Regions from separate parts of the Homo sapiens genome. Here region 2 is linked to region 1. Evidence: chromatin contacts called from ENCODE Hi-C or POLR2A ChIA-PET data. All regions are on one chromosome and are shown on one strand. Each heading gives the region's core, a stretch centred on a gene start or an enhancer-like site at or near the end of the contact. The rest is flanking DNA. Distances are from core to core; before and after follow the strand shown. Region 1 holds the start of ITFG2 (integrin alpha FG-GAP repeat containing 2). Region 2 overlaps TEAD4 (TEA domain transcription factor 4).

Region 1 (6,699 bases), core at 1-2,500:
CATAAAATTGGACTGCTTGGCAGTTCATGAAGAAACACGAAAGCCCAGAAAACATAACACAAATTTATGAGAATAACTCTTTCCTCCCCAGAGAGGGTAGAGCCAAAAAAGGCCTCATAAGATACCTTCTGCATCACAGCACTAGGGGGCGGTGGGAAATAAGTACAGGACAGTTAAGGAACTGTGAAGCAGGGAGGCCGAGTAGGAAGATAGGGCAGAGGGTAGAAGGGGGCAATACAGTGCTTTGCATTAGAACTATGAAATAGATGATAAATGAAAAGATAAAGTCTGCAAAAAAAAGAGCATCAGACACTATTCCCTTTAATGCTCCACCGGAGAATCCTCTCCATACTTTAGTCAATGCATCTCATTACATTTTATTATCCGGTGACTATTACACAGCTTGATTATGAGCTATCTGAGGACTGGAACTCTCTCGTTCATTTTTGAATTCCTAGAATGTAGCAGAGTCCTTGGTGCATAATGAGCAGTTCAGTAAAGATTTGCAGAAAAACAGAATAAAATACTAACACCACCACCACCACCACTAACACTTAAGTGAGCACTAAACTGTGTGCCAGGCATTGTTTTACCTGCTTGACCTGTGGTAATTTATTTAAAAAACGAGAAGGGCTGGGCACGATGGCTCAGGCCTGTAGTCCCAGCACTTTGGGCCAACATGGTGAAACCCCACCTCTACTAAAAACACAAAAATTAGTCGGGCGTGGTGGCGGGCGCCTGTAATCCCAGCCCCTTGGGAGGCTGAGGTAGGAGAATCGCTCGAGCCCGGGAGGCAGAGGTTGCGGTGAGCCGAAATCAAGCCACTGCACTCCAGCCTGGGTGACAGACGGAGCCTGTCTCAAAAAACAAACAAAACCTCCCAAGGAACAAAACCAACCACGAACACTGAAGCTATCAATAAAGTTTTTCTCTCTAGCGCTCCAAACTAGCCACAGCGCGCATGCTCACGCTCACGTGGCACGCTCGGGCGGCCTCTTCCACTTCCCTTGCCCCGTCCCTGCACAGATCCAGGCTGTCTCTTGCGGTGCGCATGCACCTACCGTATCGTTATCAACGTCTCCGAGGCAGATTGCGTGCGGGAAGAGGCTCCCGCTGAACTCCAGCGCCACGCGCTGCACGTAGCTAACTGACCTCATGGCACCTCCAAGAGCAGAGGGAGCGGAGAGGCCCAGTAAATATTCCCTGAACCCCCGTCGCGACAGCCGCCAGAGCGGAAGGCCACCTAAGGCAGCAAGTTACGTCACTGCCTGAACCTCCAATCTCTGCCTCTTCCTCCTTTAACCTTACAGAGGAGGCGGGTCTTCCGGGCTTGGAGGCGGGCTTCCCAACTCTGATGTGAGTGACAGGCCCACGGGCCACTCCTTTTCTCCACAGGGCTGCAGACCGTGGGTAAACCAACCCTGACGGGGGTCGATCTGTTCCCTTGGCAACAGGGCTCCCAAGGGCTTGACCTAATAACCTTGACCTTTTTCCTTTGTTTCCCTGGCAATGAAGATTCCTAGCCATCAGACCATTCCTGAGAATCTTACTAATCTTCGTAATAACTGATAATTGCATGGTTTTGAAAAGTGTTTTTAAAAAACTACCCATTAGGAGTGAAAACAATGTAGTGAGTTGCAATCAGCATATAAAAAATTAAATACAATAGTAATATACCAAGTGACTCCCAGGTAGTAAGGTAAGTACAGTTTTTGTGAAACTCTTGTTTCAATTGTATATACTTATATGTGTATACTGGCTTATAATGTAAAAAAAATTTTTTTTTTCAGTGTATGTGTTTTCTGGTCAATAGTTTAAAAGCCACCTGCTGCAAAGCACATTTCACATATTTCACATAATTAGTTCAGCCACTATGCGAGCTTTTTTTTTTTTTGGCTGAGGAAAACAGGTTCAGCAAGATTAAGTAAAATGGCAGAAGGAAGGATTGTGGGGCGGGGTGCGTGCTCAAACCAGAATTGTTTGATCCCAAACCCTAGGGCCTCTCCATCATTTACTATCATAGTTCGTAGGAGAGTCTTCAGGCTGGAAGTGAAGGTTGCCTGGATTCCGGATCTGCTCTGTCTTGTGGCCCCCCAGCACAAAGCTCTTGCATCTCAACCTCAGTAGCCTTACTCTTGTAGCACAGATGGGACTGTCACTCTCATGGCTGGCTTCTTGGGATACTTTCTTTCCATGTTGAATCCAGTTCTGCCTTTCTTTGGGGTGCCTCGTCAATCAGGGCAATATTTATGAAATCATACAGGTGTTCAATACATTTTTAGATTTAGGTCTAAAAACCCAGGCTGACTCGCACTTGGTGTTTCAAAAAAAAAAAAAAAATGATTCTACCTTATCTGGGATTTTGGACCAGGGGCTGTTCCTTTTTATCTTTTTTTTTTTTATTTTTATTTTTATTTTTTTTTGAGACAGAGTCTCGCTCTGTTGCCCAGGCTGTAGTGCAGTGGCGCAATCTCGGCTCACTGCAACCTCTGCCTCCCAGGTTCAAGCAGTTCTCCTGCCTCAGCCTCCCGAGTAGCTGAGACTACAGGCGAGCGCCACCACGCCCAGCTAATTTTTAATTTAATTTAATTTAATTTTTTTTTTTTTTGAGACGGAGTCTCGCTCTGTCACCCAGGCTGGAGTGCAGTGGTGCGATCTCGGCTCGCTGCAAGCTCCGCCTCCCGGGCTCAAGCCATTCTCCTGCCTCAGCCTCCGGAGTAGCTGGGACTACAAGCGCCCGCTACCACTCAAGGAGAATTTTTTGTATTTTTAGTAGAGACGGCGTTTCACCGTGTTAGCCAGGATGGTCTCGATCTCCTGACCTCGTGATCCACCCGCCTCGGCCTTCCAAAGTGCTGGGATTACAGGCATGAGCCACCGGCGCCCGGCCGCCCAGCTAATTTTTGTACTTTTAGTAGAGACGGGGTTTCACCATGTTGGCCAGAATGGTCTTGATCTCTTGACCTCTTGATCTGCCCGCCTCGGCCTCCCAAAGTGCTGGAATTACAGGCGTGAGCCACTGCGCCCGGCCCCTTTTTTCTTTTTCTTTCTTTTTTTTCTTTGAGAGTCTTGCTCTGGAGTGCAGTGGTGCGATCTGGGCTCATTGCAACCTCCGCCTCCCAGGCTCGAGATCTTGTGTCTCAGCCTCCCAGGTAGGTGGGATTACAAGCGTGAGCCACCATGCCCGGCTTGTCCCTACTTTCTATGTCTGTACATAGTGGGAGGAGGCTGGAGGGCAAGACCTTTTCTTGGGGGAAGGGGGTGGCAGATTTTTTCCTAGATGTCCCAGTGGATCTGACAGCCAGGTAAGAAAGAACAGCAGGTCAGAACAGTAAACTGGAGGAAGTCTGGACAAATACTGGAGACTGCAGATATATTCTGAAGCTGAACTGTGTTACAAGTTCATATTTCTGGTTGTGTACTGTGGGATGGCCAGGTCCATTAAAAGGCACTGGGTCCCACAGGTATTCCTGGTGCTTTGAATACATTTTCTCATTTACAGAGCAGTTGCATGCTCCCTCACCCCGTGTTCTACCCCATCTCTATTCTCTCATCCTAGTTCAAATCCTAAGCTTCATATTAGGCCTTTAAGGGGTGGGAAAACCAAAACCAGTATCAAAATGTTCACCTCTAGGTTGGCTGTGGAGGCTCATGCCTGTAATTCCAGCACTTTTGGAGACTGAGGCAGGCAGATCACTTGAGCTCAGGAGTTCAAGACCAGCCTGGACAACATGGCAAAACCATGACTCCACCAAAAATGCAAAAATTAGCTGGGCATAGTGGTGCATGCCTGTGGTCCCAGCTACTCAGGAGGCTGAGGCGGGAAGATCTCCTGAGCCCAAGAGGCAGAGGTTGCAGTGAGCCAAGGTGGTGTCACTGCACTCCAGGCTGGGTGAAAGTGAGACTCTGTCTCCAAAAAAAAAAAAAAAAAAAAAACTTTACCTCTGAAATGGTTTTTTCTTTCTTTCTTTCTTTTTTTCTGAGGCAGTCTCCCTCTGTCACCCAGGCTGGAGTGCAATGACACGATCTCGGCTCACTGCAACCTCCGCCTCCCGGGTTCAAGCGATTCTCCTGCCTTAGCCTCCTGAGTAGCTGGGACTACAGGAGACTGCCACCACGCCCAGCCAATTGTTTTTGTATTTTTAGTAGAGACGGGGTTTCACCATATTGGCCAGGCTGGTCTTGAACTCCTGACCTTGTGATCTGCCTGCCTCGGCCTCCCAAAGTGCTGAGATTATAGGCATGAGCCACCACGCCCGGCCTCTGAAGTGGTTTTAAAAAAATATATTACTAAATAACTCAGAACAAGAGATGAGATCACCCAGCTTCTTTCATCAGGTGCCTTGGCCTGACCCAGTTATCTAAGATCAGACCCCAACCCAGGATTCCCCAGTGCCTTAGTTTTATCTTCCTCATCATTTGGGTTTCTTGGTCTGGATCTTTCTGTGACACGGGGTGTCTGTTTTTAATTGTAGAATATGTTTGCCATGAAGGTCATGTAATTATGATCACAACTTCTTTTTTACTTTTTTTTTTTTTTGAGATGGAGTCTCGCTCTGTCGCCTAGGCTGAGTGCAGTGGCACGATCTCAGCTCACTGCAAGCTCTGCCCTCCGGGTTCACGCCATTGTCCTGCCTCAGCCTCCCGAGAAGCTGAGACTACAGGCACCCGCCACCACACCCGGCTAATTTTTTGTATTTTTAGTAGAGAATGGGTTTCACTGTGTTAGCCAGGATGGTCTCAATCTCCTGACCTCATGATCCACCCACCTCAGCCTCCCAAAGTGCTGGGATTACAGGCGTGAGCCACTGTGTCTGGCCTTCTTTTTCACTTTTTTGAGTTTCACTCTTCTTGCCCAGGCTGGAGTGCAATGGTGCGATCTTGGCTCACCGCAACCTCCGCCTCCCGGGTTCAAGCGATTCTCCTGCCTCAGCCTCCCGAGTAGCTGGGATTACAGGTGTCCACGACCATGCCCAGATAATTTTTTTTGTAGTAGAGACAGGGTTTCACCATGTTGGCCAGGCTGGTCTTGAACTCTTGACCTCAGGTGATCAAAGTGCTCGGCCTCCCAAAGTGCTGGGATTACAGGCCACCATGCCTAGACGTATGATCACAACTTCTATACCACACTTTTTGGCTTTTGTCAAGAGAGCCAAATAAAGTTAGGCAGGAAAGATAGGTCTCCAAGAAATAGGGCACAAGTGAAGTCCTTCCATGCCTGTGCCTCTCCCCACCTTGCATCAGTTACTTTAAGTCCAGTGAGTGTTTTGTATGACTAGGCATTGTCAAGCCATATGGACAGATCCCTGGCTCCACAAAGAGCACTCCTGGTCTTGGCCCCTTTCTAGTTGGAAGGTTGCTAGGTCTCTTTGGGCACCATCTAAACTCCATCTTGTCTAAGCCAAGCACTCTTTCTGCTGGTTTTTGTCTTGCTCCCCAAAACTGTCTAATTAGGGTATCTTCCTGGTTAGGTGACATGGATACAGTTATATGAGTGGCATATTCTTTACAAACAATAGAAATCTCCATAGGAGGGGATGGGGGGATTAAGTGGGGAGCGTTTCTTTCTTTTTTTTTTTTTTTAAGATGGAGTCTTACTCTGTCGCTCAGGCTGAAGTGCAGTGGCGCGCTCTTGACTCACTGCAAGCTCCACCTCCCAGGTTCACACCATTCTCCTGCCTCAGCCTCCCCAGTAACTGGGACTACAGGCTCCCGCCACCACACCCAGCTAATTTTTTTTTTGTGTGTGTATTTTTAGTAGAGACGGGGTTTCACCGTGTTAGCCAGGATGGTCTTGATCTCCTGACCTCGTGATCCGCCTGCCTTGGCTTCCCAAAGTGATGGGATTACAGGCGTGAGCCACTGCGCCCAGCCAGTGGGAAGCATTTCTAGGAAGATTCTTTGTGTACTTCATCCTCCAACAGTAGACAGAATGGTTTGTGTTTGCCCAGGGTGCCCAGGTAAGAAACAGGGTCTCCAAGTATCTTTCAAAACATGAGGCCCAGAGCCTCACCACCTTGGGGGCAGGGTCCATGGCTTCTCAATGGGCTTGGTTTGGCTTATATCACCATTTCCCCCTCCCCTCTCTCATTCATGGTACACCTTAGCATATTAAACTGTTGGAAAAGTTAGGTTTTTTGTCCTAGAAACTGGCAGAGTAGTGTGGGGCAGCTCTGCACCGGGTGAAATGCTGTTATTCAGAGCTCTACTAAGTCTCACTGCCTTCCTCAAGTTTGCCCCTGTTAAAATGCACCACCAACTCTGGGACGCTTTAATCCTAGAACTAACTCATCAGGATTGTCTGCTCAAGACTACTGATGGATGAGAAGTTCACTGTCACTGTGTCACTTAAACATTAGGAGACAGGGTTAAAACACAAAGAATGAGGAAGACGTTTTGGAACTAGATTAACACTGTAAAGACTAAATGGCCACCAAACTGTTGAATTTAAAATGGTTAACTTTGTTTCACCTAAAAATGTGAATTTCACCTAAAAAAATACAAATCAGTTTATGTCTGATGCACTTCTAAAACAGGAGACTGAAGATCCAATGGAATATAGAATATACATGCTGATCCTCTCTTCTAGCCACAGGACCCTTGACATTCACAAAGGCATTGCTTTTTCTTGATCATCCCTGAGACCATTCACTCTTACTTTGCCTCTCAAATTGGTATAGCATGGCAGGGCACAATGGC
Region 2 (6,663 bases), core at 2,773-5,272, 220 kb before region 1:
CCATCTTTAAGATTTCAAGTTTCATAGTCTAAGACTTTGTTCTTGTTAAACTGCAAAGGTTTGAATCTCTACCAGTCAGCTCTATTTTAGTTTGAATGCGTCTATCAGAATTATTCCAGAGTCAATTTTGATAGTGCAGGAAGCATGAGAACAGAAAACCAGGGCAAGAGACCGGCAGTGGGGAGGGTGGAAGGGGTGAATGCTGCTCCTGTCTCATCCTCTTGTCTCGCCAGAGACCTGATCGATGCTCCCTCAGAAACGGCTCTGGGGCTGGCCTCTTCCCCCTCTAGGCACTGCTGGGTCCCGTCACCTTGGATCTTTTGACATCTCTGCTTCAGCCTCCAGAGCAATCTCCCCAGCACCAGCTGTCCCTCCCTTTGGTTCATTCTCTTAACTGCCCCGGGAATCTCTTCAGAAGTCAAGTCACTTCACCGTCTCATTGAGCCATTTAGCCACAAGGGACAGGAGTCTTGGTCCCCGGCCTGGCTCACAAGGCCCTTCACAGGCCCAGACACTGGTCCTCTAGGTCAGCTTCTCACCTTGCCTCAGACAGGCTGCTCTTCCTTCCCCTGATGAAAACAGAGCCCAGGGGGCCTCCTGCTGGATGTGGGGCTGATCTGAAACTTCCCTTCTAGAAAAGGCGGAGTAAGACTCTGTGCTGATCTCACACCCAAAACCACGGCCTCGGTTTTATCCATGAGGGGTCCTGACTGTTAGCCTTGCCCAACACCATCCAACTAGTAAGTGAAAGACCCCAGGTCTTCAGCCTCCAACCCCAATACTTGTCCCAAACCAGCAGAGTGCCACAGCGAAGAAAGGAAGGCACCAGATGAGACAATTTGGTGCTTTGGGGACTCTGAGGCAGGAATTGTATTCCTGAAGCCCTACGCCTTAGGGGTCCCCATGCCCAGAACTCCAGCCCCACATCAAATCACCCCATCTGAGCCAGGGGTGCTAAGAGAACAAGTCAAGACTCAGAAACAACGCACAGGCACATTACAAAGGCTTATTCTCAGGGGAGGCCGCTCCTCCCACCCACACCCCGGTCTGAAATCACTGCAAGCTGTGCCCAGAGCGCAGCCCTACGAATGCAGTAAAGCGTCAGGCCTTGGTCAAGGTTCTGACACCAAGGACTCTTCTGTGCAAAGATAAGGGGATCCCTAGAACCCCAGGAAGGTTTTGGTCAGATTCAGAGCCAGGCACCAAGCAATTCTACTACTGGCCATGAGGGGACACTCAATCGTTATTTTTCTCTCCTTTGGAGAAGTTTTCCCAGAGCAGGACCTTTCTCTAGACTGGCGGTGGGTGTTGATTGTCTATAGCACAATAGAAACATTATGTAGCCACAAAAAAACGCTGAGAAGGACCTGCATTTATTATCATGGATGACTACAAACACACTGAGTGGGAAAGCAGGCTACGGAGCAGAATGAGGGTGGATTACGTTTATGATGAGGAAAAAAAGGCTGTTTTCATGCTGAAACAGAATGGCATATGGTTCAGTGCACCTGCCTCGGCTTTGATGAGGCCTTTAGGGAAAAAAAGCATTCGTGTCAATGCTCAGCCTCTGAAACAGACAGCAGCATTTATCCTAAACACCCTCCACTACCACCCCTGAGCTGGCCTCAGTCTCCCCACTCTGTCTCCATCTGTGATGCTGGGAGGGAGGGGATGACACATTGTAGGCAGGGTGCCCAGGATGGCATGGCAGAGGTGGCTGAGGCCTCTGCCGGACTAGATTTAACTGTGGCTGTGACTGGCCGAAGGTCTTACAGGCAAATATAAGGTGAATGGGACCAGAACCCAGGCTTTCGGGCTCCTGTTTTCTTCTTCTTCTTCTTTTTTTTTTTTTTTGTTAAAGACAGAATCTTGTTCTGTCACTCAGGCTGGAGTACAGTGGTATGATCACGGCTCACTGCAGCCTCGAACTCCTGGATTCAAGCAGTCTTCCCACCTCAGCCTCCTGAGTAGCCAGGATTATAGGCATGTGCCACCACACCTGGCTAATTTTTAAATTTTTTGTAGAGGCAGGGTCTCGCTGTTTCCTAGGCTGGTCTCAAACTCTTGACCTCAAGTGATCCTCTCACCTTGGCCTCCCAAAGTGTTGGGATTGCAGGTGTGAACCACTGCACCTGGCCTGTCTCCTATTTTCTCGAAGTCACCTGCTCCTCCTAGGAGACTGACTTTGTCAGACTGTTCCTAAAAAGGGCCTGGGGGACAGTTTGTGTGCTCAGGACATATTCTGTAGCTGGAAGCACAGGGCAAAAATGTGAACAATGCCTGAAATGCCGCTGGCAGGAAGCCCAGCTGCCTGGGAAGGATGCACTGGACATGGTGGGGAACACCAAGAGGTGAGGCCAGGCATCAATGGTGGTGACCCTCAGATTTTAACCGCGCATGGTCCCTCTGATCAATGCCACATTCATGTGCCATCTACGACACATCCTGATTCTTTGAAATCAACTCACTTTTATTCCTTAATTCCATTCTAAGCAATAAATCCATGAAATCAAGGATTCTATTCTTTCTAATATATATGAAAATAACTATATAACTATTTTTTTAATTTTATTTTTTGAGACGGAATCTCGCTCTGTCGCCTGGGCTGGAGTGTGGTGGTGCAATCTCAGCTCACTGCAACCTTCGCCTGCCGGGTTCAAGTGATTCTTCTGCCTCAGCCTCCTGAGTAGCTGAGATTACAGGTGCCCACCACCACGCTCGGCTAGTTTTTGTATTTTTTTTTTTTAGTAGAGGTGGGGTTTCACCATATCGGCCAGGCTGGTCACGAACTCCTGGCCTCAAGTGATCCACCTGCCTCGGCCTCCCAAAGTGTTGGGATTATAGGCGTGAGCCACCGCGTCTGGCCTATAACTATTTTCCATATTTTCAAATAAAGTTATTTTAAAACACAGGGATAGGGCTTCGCCATGTTGCCCAGGCTGGTCTCGAACTCCTGGGCTCAAGTGATCCTCCTGCCTCAGCTTCCCAAAGTGGGGGGATTACAAGAATGAGCCACTGAGCCTGGGCAACTACTTAACTATTTAAAAAAATGCATATTCACGTGCCATCTTAGAAGAATCCAGTGTGCCAAGCTGGGAAGGACTGGCATCCACACCTCCCAGCTCTTCCAGACACACAGAGGCAGCGGCTGCCCCCAGCCCCCAGGAGCAATTGGCAGATCCCCCTCTATTACCCTGCTTGTCATAATCTGTCCAGATGTCCTTGCCCCCTTCCAGATACGATGCTCCCTGGAGGCAAGAACTAAGCTCTCCCAGGGCCTTAGTAGGGTGGGCCTTCAATCAAGGTTGCAGGCGGCTGTTCACCCTCTCACCTCCGGGTGGCACCAGTGGGAAGAGCAAGGTCCCTCAGGCGCAAGCAGGAACCTACCCTGTCCTGCTCACCCTGAGAGTTCTGCGCCCCAGCTCCACCCCCATCTCAGATACACTCTTCTGTCATCAGCTCCCACTCCCTGGCTCTTCCCATCGCTCAGGTGCCCATTTGTCCAGCCCAGGCCAGCAGTGCTAGAGGCAGGGGGGCCCAGAGAGGTTGAGACATTGTTTCTGCTCTCAGGGAATTTATAATCGGGAGAACAAATAGAATGCAAGTGCTAGGGTTGAGCAATGGGTCAGGGGGAGAAAGAGAGATCCCACAATCAGCCCCAGAACTCATGTTCACACTGCATAAACCCGGAACACACCAGCCGGCGACACGGACGAACCGCCCCAGAGCACCTCGACTCGTCCTCAGTGCCTGGATCCTTCTAATTACAGCCTCACCCCTTCTCCTGCAGCTATACTCCTTCCTGACATTTCCTGTCCACCCTCATATCCCCCCACACTGAGCAACCACCCAAAACAAGCTACGCTTCTTGGCCTAAGAAAAAATGAGAGCTGCCCCGGTCCCCTGCCCTGTGAGTGCCCCCTTGCAACCCTCCCTCCGCCCTATTCATAGCTGTGCGTGCGGGTGGGCAGCTGTGCCTGGAACAGGTGTGGGGGATCGGGTGACTGACAGATGAGCAGAGACAGCCGCAGCCCGGGTGTGGGGGCCTGGAGGGGCTCAGATTCATTGTCATGTGCTGGTATGTGCCTGGGAGAAATGTCAGGGACTGAAAGGGAAGAGCAGGCTGAGATGGGAGGAAGGCCTGGGGTACTCTGCTGCCTCCACGGTGCAGCCCGGCTCTGCCTGGCATTTCCAATGTGCAGAGCGGCGTTAATGGCCACCAAAGGCCCCCTCTCACCGGCCCCAGAGACAGGTGGCCTCTGCTGGACTTGCGGGGCTCTGGGGGAGGAAGGGAGCTTCATCGCATCAGTCCCTCGCTCCAGGCCCCGTGGCGCTCAGCAGATAGGGCTGAGGCTGTGCACAGCCCTAGCAGCCTCAGCCCTTCAGGCTGGCAGATGCCACTTCTAGCTGGAAATGTGTCCCAGCAGTCCGAGAGTCTATGAATGACCACCACAGCGCCCTCAGTAAGAGCAGTAACTCAGGGGACAGGCAGGGAGGCTGGACTGGAGACGGACAAGTCCTCCTCCCACTCCAAGGGGGTTCTGATTGCCTCTCCAGCACACACATTCAGGGCCTGGGAGCCAGGACTGAGAAAACAGCCAGGCAGGAAAAGAAAGGCTCCGGGAGAGGCGACACCGTTTCCTTGCCTGAGCAGTTTTCCTTCCTAACTGTGTGTGGCCAAGTTCACACCAGCTGATGGAGGGGGAAGGCGGGACCAGGCCAGGGAGCAGAAGACAGGAGCTTCCCGATGCGGGGGGAGCCGGGGCAGCCTGTGAGGACCCACGATTGACGCAAAGTCTCATTGTCAGCAAACACGAATATGTACCTTTCCCCGTCACATATGTGTCTTCCTCTGGTGCCTCTGCCCGCCCCACACATGCGGAGGAGGGAGCAGATGACCGCCAAGGTGCCCTGGCCTCCGGCGCTCCCTCATCTCTGATTTCACCTGCCCAGGCCGCTGGCACTCAGAGGGCTCAGGCAAGGGGTGGGGCAAGGGCAGGCCACAGCCCCCCACTCAGTACCAGCCGGCCACATACACGGGGTCTTCAGCGACACAGCCCCTGGCAGGTCCCCAAGATCAAACTGCTGACTATTCACACAAAGAAGCAGAGGCACAGAGAAGCCAATATTTGCCCAGGACACAGTTCTCAAGTGGTAGAACTGAGACTCTGCCCCAGCTGGGGCCAACTGCTGCCCACCGTGCCCTGCCATGACACATCAGAAGGGCCTTGCTGGGGGGCACACCACAGCCCCCTGTCCAGCGGCTCCTGTCCCAGGACCCCGAGACTCGCGCTGGATCCTCCCATCCAGAGTGCGAGCTCCTGGAAGCCGAGGGCCGCGCTGGGTCCGTACAGCACACGGCTGGAGCACACGGTCCACAAGGGAACCTGCTGAATCCCATGTCTTTGGCACCAGCTGTCCCAACCCTCTCTTCTCCCATCAACCCCCACCTCCAAACTCCCCTAAGAGTCAGAAAGAAAGAGAGGACACAGGCCACTACCAAGTTTGGAAAAGTACCTTCTAGGTCCTCCTTCCTTCCTGGCAACCTTAGTCTCCACGCAGGGCCACTGCCCTATTTTCTGGAAGGGATATCTGAGGTCGAGAACGCCCAAGAAGCCCAAGGGGCTGGCTCTACATTGACTGCACAGAGCTAAGTCTGCTCTCCCCACGCTGCCACTGCCTGCTGTTCCTCAGGGGGCTGGGGATCTGTTTTAGACAATTCAGAGCCTTCTCCAGTGGGAGCAGGAGAAGCTCCAGGATGCTGCATGGAGGGCAGCCAGTGACTTCGCAAGGAGGACTGTTTAGTATGGTGGCTCCAAGCACACACCCTGGGGTCAGGCTGCTCAGGTATGGACCCGTGGTCTGGTATGGGTCTGGTACTATGAACTGGGCAACCTTTGGCAGGTGATTCTACCTGTCTGTACCTCAGTTTCCCCTCTGCAGATGAGGTTATCCAGTCTTGGCTGTGGTGAGGATGAGACGTGTGACTGTATGTAACGTGGTGAGAAGAGTGCAGCTGTCATCTCTCTCAGTCTATCTGGGCCCATCTATCTCACAGCATGTATCCAACAGGAGTGCCCACAGGACAGAGGTCACCCTGGCTGGGGGACTCAGGGCCAGGCCCTGCTTACTCCATGCCTCAGTTTCCCCTACTTGTGAAACAAGAGACCTAGGATGGTCCTTATCTGGAGGGTGGCTAGAAGAACACAGAATATCACCAATAGCTAAAGGCAGGAGCTAGTGCAAGAGGGTCCCGGACATGCCACCTCCCGCTCCAAGGCAGTGTTCCCATGAGTGCTTCCTGCCACTGCCAACTGGGTCTCCGCTCTGACCCCAACTGTATCCCCAGGGTCCTGAGCCATGCCGGGAAAGAGCCACAGATCAGCTCGCCTAAGCTCCTTCCGCTGAGTCAGGGCTGAGCCTGGACAGGCCGGGGGCGGTGAGTGCTCAAGCAAGGGTGAAGGCTTCTCCAGGGGGCTGGGGGCCCCCTCAGACTCACAGCAGGGTTGGGAAGCGCCACTGCCAGCTGTACAGGTTCCAATTCCCACAACCGGGGCTGGACGGGAGACTGGGAGATGATTTAAGCCCCTCCTGAGAAAAAGTGGACAGCATCCTGCCTCCCACGCCACACCCTGAAGCCAGCCTCTCGGCCGAGGTCCTCAG

The links. A loop is a pair of places that touch in the nucleus more often than their neighbours do. ChIA-PET counts read pairs that join two places held with the same protein, here RNA polymerase II (POLR2A). Pooled maps may share reads with other maps.
Region 2: a pooled map shows a loop between it and region 1 (4-fold over the local background). The contact joins the enhancer-like site here to the promoter of ITFG2 in region 1. A Hi-C loop is called at or near these places in 1 of 168 maps with a recorded cell type or tissue (PC-9), 3 of 37 single-sample maps with no recorded cell type and 13 of 50 pooled maps. POLR2A ChIA-PET finds 5 or more read pairs at or near these places in 2 of 52 experiments (Caco-2 and H1).

Annotation. Positions count from the first base shown.
Region 1 is chr12:2,807,219-2,813,917 of GRCh38, reverse strand. It overlaps ITFG2 (integrin alpha FG-GAP repeat containing 2), which reads right to left and starts at 1,250. Exons shown (of 12, transcript NM_018463.4): 1 at 1,062-1,250. The coding sequence starts at 1,157. It overlaps ITFG2-AS1 (ITFG2 antisense RNA 1), which reads left to right and starts at 994. Exons shown (of 4, transcript NR_146317.1): 1 at 994-1,356. RefSeq lists enhancers at 974-1,223, 954-1,703 and a silencer at 1,334-1,423.
Region 2 is chr12:3,031,015-3,037,677 of GRCh38, reverse strand. All of the region lies in intron 10 of TEAD4 (TEA domain transcription factor 4), which reads right to left. Among named protein-coding and RNA genes, the nearest start is that of TSPAN9, 43 kb to the left of the region's middle. RefSeq lists an enhancer at 4,952-5,513. Within about 2 kb of position 4,022, at least 7 of the 41 ENCODE cell types and tissues checked have a DNase peak (open chromatin) inside an H3K27ac peak, as active enhancers do.